Linked DNA regions of Mus musculus: region 1 is linked to region 2. A link is a loop called in an ENCODE intact Hi-C map of the cell type or tissue named here. Cell type or tissue: left cerebral cortex. All regions are shown on one strand.

Region 1 (4,000 bases), 490 kb after region 2:
AAAACTAGTAAGCTAAAGACAGAAGAAGGGAGAGGGGAAGTAGAAAGAGAGAGAGAGAGAGAGAGAGAGAGAGAGAGAGAGAGAGAGAGAGAACAAAGAAACAAAGATAAGAAAGGAATACAGGGAGGGAGGGAGCTAAGTGATGTTGGATTAGGAAGGGCAATATACAAGCATGACTCTGACCTTTCATTGTTCAGGACAAAATATCAGAAATATTTGTGCTCACCATCCATGTCATTGATTCAGAACAACCTCCTGGCATAAGAATATTCTTGATCAGTTCTTTTACTCTCCTTTTGAGCTATGACTGCTTAGAAAAAAACTTTCAAAAATGCAAGATGCTTGTGGTAGCTTTTGAGATTTAAGTCATCTTGATAAAGGAGTCTATGGCTACATATGTCATGGCAGTGTATCAACTGTTACAAAAAATGAATGAGCTGCTGTGTGTTCTGCTATATGGGATCAATGGATACAAACATTAAAGTCAAATAGAAGTGAGAGTAATGACATGAGTGTACCATTAATATAATTGAACCAATACATTAATAGAACACACACCACACACACACACACACACACACACACAGAGAGAGAGAGAGAGAGAGAGAAAGAGAGAGAGAGAGAGATGAGTGAAATTTCTGAATGTCAGGTTCATTAGAGGAACAGGAATTACTTTTTTGTGTGTGCTATGGTGATTTTTAACAACATGTTTAAATTATATTTGAACCAAGACATGTGACTGCATCATCTAAGTTCAATAAAAAATGTACTTTTCCTTATGCAAAACCAACCCAATGTTCAGGCTTAAGAATATGCATCAATTATTATTATGTTTGTCCAAAACTTTGAAATGCTTTTGATTACAAGTATGTATTGGTAACCTTAGAAACTCTTAGGAAAAGGAAGCTAGGCATATTCTGTAAGAGCAGTAAACTTGAAAATAAATGAAGAGATTATTAACAATAATTTATTTCTCATAAGAGGTTTATTAAACAGACTATTTCTTCTGATTTACTTTAAAGATAATCCTCAAGTATATGCCTCCTAAATCAATAACTCCCACTTTAAAAAAGTTTAGTGCTTCTAATGAAGGCAGAAATTAGATGTAGTTCCTATTATATTCAGTTAATTTGGTCTCACTATTGACTTTTGAAACCCTTTGAACAGTTTCAGTTCTCTCTTTCATCTTGTTAATCATGATTACTTCAGATAAAAGAAACAACAACAATCTAAAATCTATTCAAACAGAAACCTGTTGTGGTAATCCTCTACAAGGAAATATGGTGTTGCAGAGTTGACTAGAATGTTACCCTAAAAAATGTTTGCCAAAAATCTAAATTTTGAAAGAGAAACCATGCTCAAATCTGGGTTCTAACCCATGCATTAGTATGCTCCATTATTAAATTATGAACCAATAATTTCATGCCATAAATTAATTAGATTGGTAACTCTGATATTGAGGATAAATGATGTTTTGTTTAAGCTATAAAATGTGTGTTACATTTTAAAGAATACCAATCCATAAAGCACTTTCATAATTGGACATCAATGCTAAATAAAAACCTTGCTTCCATTGTAACAAGGTTTTCTCATGTATTAACTAATAATGTAAAACATTCCTATTTAGATCTGTTTAGAATAATAAAAACGTCTTAGCTTCACTTCAGACCAATCTGATGATTTCCACTTTTTCATTTTGAATATTTACATGCATGGCAGTTTATTCAGTTGCTATGAATAACATAATTCCTGTTTTTCATATAGTTATAAATTTGACCACTACAGTTATCATAATACCAGAGGGATGCAGTTTCTAAGTATCAGTCATAATGAGTAGTTTGAGAATAACTTAAATATCAAATACAATAATATTCCATAACCATCATTTGTTAATTAATGAATAGATTTACCATTTAGTAAGAAATCGCTTTTCTAATGTATTCAGAACCTGGAACTAAATGATTGGTGATTGAGTTCTAAATTAGGTCTACTTGTTTGAAATAATTTATCCTTGAATTCAGATATAACTCATGAAATCTAAATTGTTTCTTTTGTCACATGTAGATATAAAAAATATAGAGTAACTTTTGAGTATTTTTCTTTTCTTGTCATTTATCATCAAAGTCTATGTATGATTAATTCCACATTCCTCATCTGGGTAAGAAACTGGAGACACCTAGTGTATGTCAGAAACATTGCAGAAGCTTTTGTTGTGAACACCTTGAATTCTATTTCTTATATTTTGGATTCACTAGGTCCAACAAACTCATAGCAACATATAAACAGATGGTATTATACTTCATGAAAATTGAAACCACATTAAGTTGTCAAACACATGACTATTAGGCATAACTACCTACTCAGATACCAGCACTTAAATTTACACACAAACACACACACACACACACACACACACACACACACACACACACACACTTTTTCCCAGATCCTTCAAAGTGTGCATGCTTAAGTGAAAAATAATAATGTTTAAAGTCTTGTGCTTAACAAGATTCCTTCGGGTGTAAACAGTAAAGTCTTTGCTTCTGAGATTCTTCTTCTGCCCTACAAGGTTCGTAAATATCCAACTCAGTTCTGTGTCCTGAGGTCAGCCCAAATGGGTTTAATGACAAATCTCATAAAATTGAAGTAGTTGCAAATTCTTAGAAAATTTAGACACTATCTATACAAAAGGAATATGATGAATATACTTAATGTATAAAGTATATGATTAAAATTAAGGTAAAACAAAATAAATTGAAGACAAATGTCAAAGGATTGTTATGATATTTTACTTATGGACTGCACAATGTCCAAAGGAATATTCTTCAACTATAGTTAAAATTATACCAGATGAAAGCTTAAAATTATTATAACAAAATGTTTATATGCCATGAATGTCTATAAAAGAAATATTCTTCTGATGTGATACTAAAAATGTTGGTGGAGTTATCATAACATCAGATGCAAAAGCAGAAAAGTACAAAAACAGAGAAAGAAAATGTTGTTTGTTCCTTAAAATATATTATAAGTCAAGATTTACTGATCAGACAACACTTAAAATATTAATATAATCACCAATGTCTTAATGATATTTACATATTTGTACACACACTCACATATAGCAAAAGAACCAATACGTGACATAAACAGGAAATTAAAGGTATTAATTTTGATAAAACATAGAAAGAGAAAGAAGAATTAGTGACATTAAAATGATATGAAAAATATGGGAGTGTCCTTCAGTGGGAGAAGACAATATGAAAGGAAAGGGACTTTTACTCACTATTAGAATGTGGGTTAGCAAATAAGATGCTTGCTCAAAAAGTTACAAAGTAGAGCTTTCATAACACTGCCATTACACCACTGCAAAAGCATGTTAAATACAGTGCAGTTCACCATAGCGATGAAGTCAGCCTATTATAAATTACACATGTGTAAATATATATTTTAAAAAGTGAAGGATATTTTTCAATTATATTTACTTTTTTTTTTGGCTACTAGGTAAATGCAACTGGAGATGATCACCATAGTGAAACAGATCCATGAAGCCCAGCGTCATGTGTGTTTTGTTTTCATCTATGTGTGGACTGTCTGGGTAAATAGTGTGTACAAGTAAAAAACAAAACAATACAACAACAAGGAGTAGTCAGGACAGGGGTGGAAAGGAAGGACAGAAATAAGAAACAGTGCTAAGGAGCGAGTTGTACAGCAATTTCCTCTGAATAGAAACATTGCCCATTGCCTTGTGGAGAGAGAAGGCAGGTTCATGAGACTCACGATGTGAACAAAAATTAAAACTTCCACAAGCCTGAAAGTTACACAAAGCCCCTTCAGAAGGTTACACACTATAATGACTCATTGCTGTGGAAAGGAAATTCTCTGACTTGCACACTGGAGGTGCTGACAGTATGCCATGCCAGTAGCTCTACAGAGACAGCTTTAGTGAGTCATCAAACATACTGGCATAGGCTTTCCAGGAGAGCAGCTGCCCTTTAGTTAT
Region 2 (4,000 bases):
CTAAGGTACACTTATGTTATTAATCTTTGTGGATAAGCTGGGAAAAATTAAAGCTCATCAAAACTACATTCCAAGTATTAATTAATTAATTTATCTATTGTTTAAAAATTGTCTTTTATTAAATTTGTTCTTAAATAATTTCACACACATAAAGCTTATTCATAACTCTCATACATACCTTCTGCCACCCCTGTTAACCACCCCACTTCTTCTCTTAAATCTCTAATTATTATGAATGGTTTGGAGATGCTTTTGGAACATTCTAAGCTGTGAGTACACAGTAAAATACAGTGGCTCCTCTTCCCCCAGCCTCTCTCCATGTCTTCTTTCCCATGCCTTGATGGGTTGTTGAGAGGACTGAACTTGTGGGATGCCGGTGAAAACTACTCTAGCTGCGAGTTAATGATCACACTAGTATCAAGCCTGAACACCTGCTACAGTTGTGAGCTAATGATTACACCTTTACCAAGCTTGAATACATGCTTATTTTACTTCTGTTATATCGTCTCCTCTCCCCAAATAGTCAATATAGAACTTTTCAATCATATAACTGGTTTCTACATTGTTTTTGCTTGCTGATTCAGTGGTAAGAGTCACTGGCTGCTATTCCAGAGGACCCGGATTCAATTCTCAGCACCCACAAGGCAGCGCCCAACTGTCTGTATCTCTAGTTCAAGGGGTTCTGCCAAGTATTTATAAAAAATACATAATGGATATCAAAATAACTATAGATTATAAAAGGAAATTAGAGTTTCAGATAATTGCACTTAAGATATATTTTTTATTAATTGTACAACATTAAGGTCAAACATGTTTTAAAACATATATATGCTTGAGCATGCATGTATGCACACATAAATCCCAGAGGCATCATGCTGTAGTAGCACTATTAAGATTATAAATGAACCTTTGTCAAGACGGTGATATATGTAGGTCAGTAGCAGATTCTATTTCCATTTCAGCCAAAATAAGTAAAATGTCTGATTTCAAAAGAAAACTATAAAAAATATATTTGTGTAATAATATGAAGAAATGGGACAACCAAATGGACTGAGAATTATCAGAAATGGCCTGAGAACTTTAAAGCATATTTACTAAGGCAAGAGCAATTATCATTAAATGATGTATCACTTTTACAAGTGACACATGAACACAATATCAAAAAAAATGCACATTATGTTTCTCACACTGATCGACAAGGCCAGTAAAAATCCTGTTGAGTGATTTTTTCTTTTTTTTTTCAAGAGATAAACTTTGATTTATTGATGATATATAAAACAAGATAGAGTAGTTTGCATGGACATATGTGTATATGTAGAGTGATTTTTTTCAACTACCAACTAGTCAAGGGTTTATTAAATATCTTTTTATTCAGATAGTCTTTGTGATAATGTTGAAGTAAAATACAATAAAGTGTTTTCAAAACAATATGAACATATTGAACATCAATAAGTGGGAGTGAAAATGGCACATTTTATCTGTTTTACCACAATATACATGCCAACAATTAATGCAAGAATCCTATAGTCTAGCTATAAACACAATATATCCATACTACCTTCAATTTGATAAAAAACATAATTTTAATTATGTGAGGTCAAGTACTGGCCCAGACATGCACCAGTGCCTGTTCTTGCGTAAGGGGGTAGGATGGAATCTATATCTTATTTTGCTCAAAGCACTAGCAGCAATTATACAGTGTAAAATCTTATTTGGGTTTATGTGCCAGTTCGGATCACTTACAATCTGGAGAAGACACACATATTCATAAAGTTTGAATTATTCATAATATAGGTTCCAGGTTGATGCTAAAAAGCCATATTCCATCTGGAGCATCCTAGGATATACAGCACAGAGTAGATAGACTGCATCTCCGAGGGGCCTTATACACTTTTCTATTTTACTTGCACACTTCATCTAACCATTCATTTGCTTATATGACATTTTTCAATGTGGAAAAGGAGTTTGTATAGCTTTGACATTTAAAAATCAAGAAACAGATGATTAAATTAATAAATAACACTGTATTACAGGATAAAACTTGAAATTATAGTTCTTCAGTGAGAGGGGGTGGGTAAGCGGCAAGCAGACGCCACCATCTGTGTATTGAGTGTTTAGAATGTACTACTTCCAGCAGCCAGGGTTTGTTCTGTCTGGGATGGAAATGCCCTCTCACTACTTTCATCTTCAAAACAAGCACAGTGCTTTCATTAAGCCTAAATGGCACTCGAGAGATTATTAAAACAACTCTATCTTTAATTCAAGAGTTCACAAATGGTAGTGTCATGGATCATGTTGGAAGTGGGAGGATAAAAATAACAAGAAATGTGGTTTTGCCTGTGATAAAGAACTACAGAGATACAATATTTCAAAGTTAGAGTGTCTCATTGTGTATGAAAGTCTACAAAACTGTCACACAACAGGTCACTGAAAACAATACCCCATTGTATCATTTTTCTACTCCCAAAATCATAATGTGAAAATAAATGAAATATTAAAGAATATTTTGAATTATAATATTTTATACTCATGTTTATATACAGTAACATTGAATGTGATACATAAAGGCCAATAGAAGTTAGTTTCATTATTTATTTTCATTAACTATCAATAAGGCTGATAAGATAGTTCAGCTGGTAAAAGTGAATCAAAACCAAAATTGGAATCCTCAAAATCCATAGAGCTGGGTGTGGTAACATATACATAATTTCAGTGCAATGTAATAAGAGGGAAAGTAGAGACAGGATAATCTCTGGAAGCTCAGAGGTCAGCACTCTTGGCATTTGCAGCATAAACATCAAACAGACCATCTCAAAATAAAGCAAAAAGCAAGCACCGTCACCTGAAGTTGTCCTCTGACCTCCATATATGCACATGTGACCAGAGTCACACAAGAACCTCCCTTCACACAACATTAATTATAATGCACATTATTTTTACATTATAACTATGGATAATTATGGATAAATGGTGAGGCAATTTAGTTACTACATTTTGAGTCAAATGATTTTTCATAATCTTTAAAGTATATCTTTAAAGATTATGTATAATCTTTAAAGTTTAGTGGAATGCACTATTTTACTATTTTTCTATTATTGTTTTAAAAGTAGTGTTATGCATCCATCAATTTATTCTGACAAACATTATTAGCGTTTCAACACTTAAGTTCTCCCTCAGAATAAATTTGTATAAAATATTTAAATACAAGTTCTAATATTTAACTTTTAGGCAACTAAGTATCAGTAGAGCGCCTAGCCTCCAGGGTGAGCGTGCCCACAACTTGGAGGATGTTTTGTTTACTTGCTTGTTTGCTTGTTTGTTTCTTCATTGTTTTAGGATAACTCATCTTCTCAGTTGTTTTGTTTGAGTTTTAGCTTGGGCACACCGTCACTAGGTTTTGTTTTTCTTTTTAATATTGTAGAAAAAGCAAAGACTTTTATTTGTAGATTTAAGCCTGCCATAATTCTCTTGATATATCTTTTAGAGTCTGCATAAGAAAGTACTAAAATCAAATATTAAATGAAATGTTTTAATTTGGTTTGGGATATTTGATAGAAGTTCTTTCCTTTGCATACTACTACATAAACTTTATCAGAGTAACTTCTGCTGTGACTCACATAGCTAAGGAATACTTTGTAATTGTGCTCACATAGAGGTGATTGTCTATTCTTCATGTTCTTTTATTCTTTTCTATTATTATGGATCATGAATCTTGAAATGATCTATTCTCACCATTGAGATGCCAGCACAACTCATAGCTTTCTTGTCAAATAATTAGAATGTTGTGTCTTAAACAAGATACAACTGCATAATTTGTAGCTAGTGCACATTAGGACCCCCCCTTTTTTTTCCTTTTTTTCTTTTTAACAAAACCTAGCTCTAACACACAAATGTTGCTTTCATTTCCTTCAAGATGGTCAATTTGGATATGAGTACCTCATTATTAAAAAAATAGATGATTAGTATCAGAATAGAGAACTTGTATGAGTATCATGTAAGT

What was found. A loop is a pair of places that touch in the nucleus more often than their neighbours do. Peaks named below come from ENCODE experiments on the same cell type or tissue, not always from the same donor. Only the 100,000 strongest peaks of a DNase experiment are listed, where the experiment ranks them.
Region 1: it touches region 2 in a loop (6-fold over the local background); 9 of 42 quality-filtered maps call a loop at or near these places.

What each region holds. Positions count from the first base shown.
Region 1 is chr2:82,568,379-82,572,378 of GRCm38, forward strand. No RefSeq gene overlaps it. Among named protein-coding and RNA genes, the nearest start is that of A130030D18Rik, 180 kb to the left of the region's middle. In left cerebral cortex, a CTCF peak has its summit at 2,179; a DNase peak (open chromatin) is centred at 3,914.
Region 2 is chr2:82,076,691-82,080,690 of GRCm38, forward strand. All of the region lies in intron 1 of Zfp804a (zinc finger protein 804A), which reads left to right. Among named protein-coding and RNA genes, the nearest start is that of Zfp804a, 25 kb to the left of the region's middle. In left cerebral cortex, no CTCF peak of the experiment used is centred here; DNase peaks (open chromatin) are centred at 1,739 and 2,088.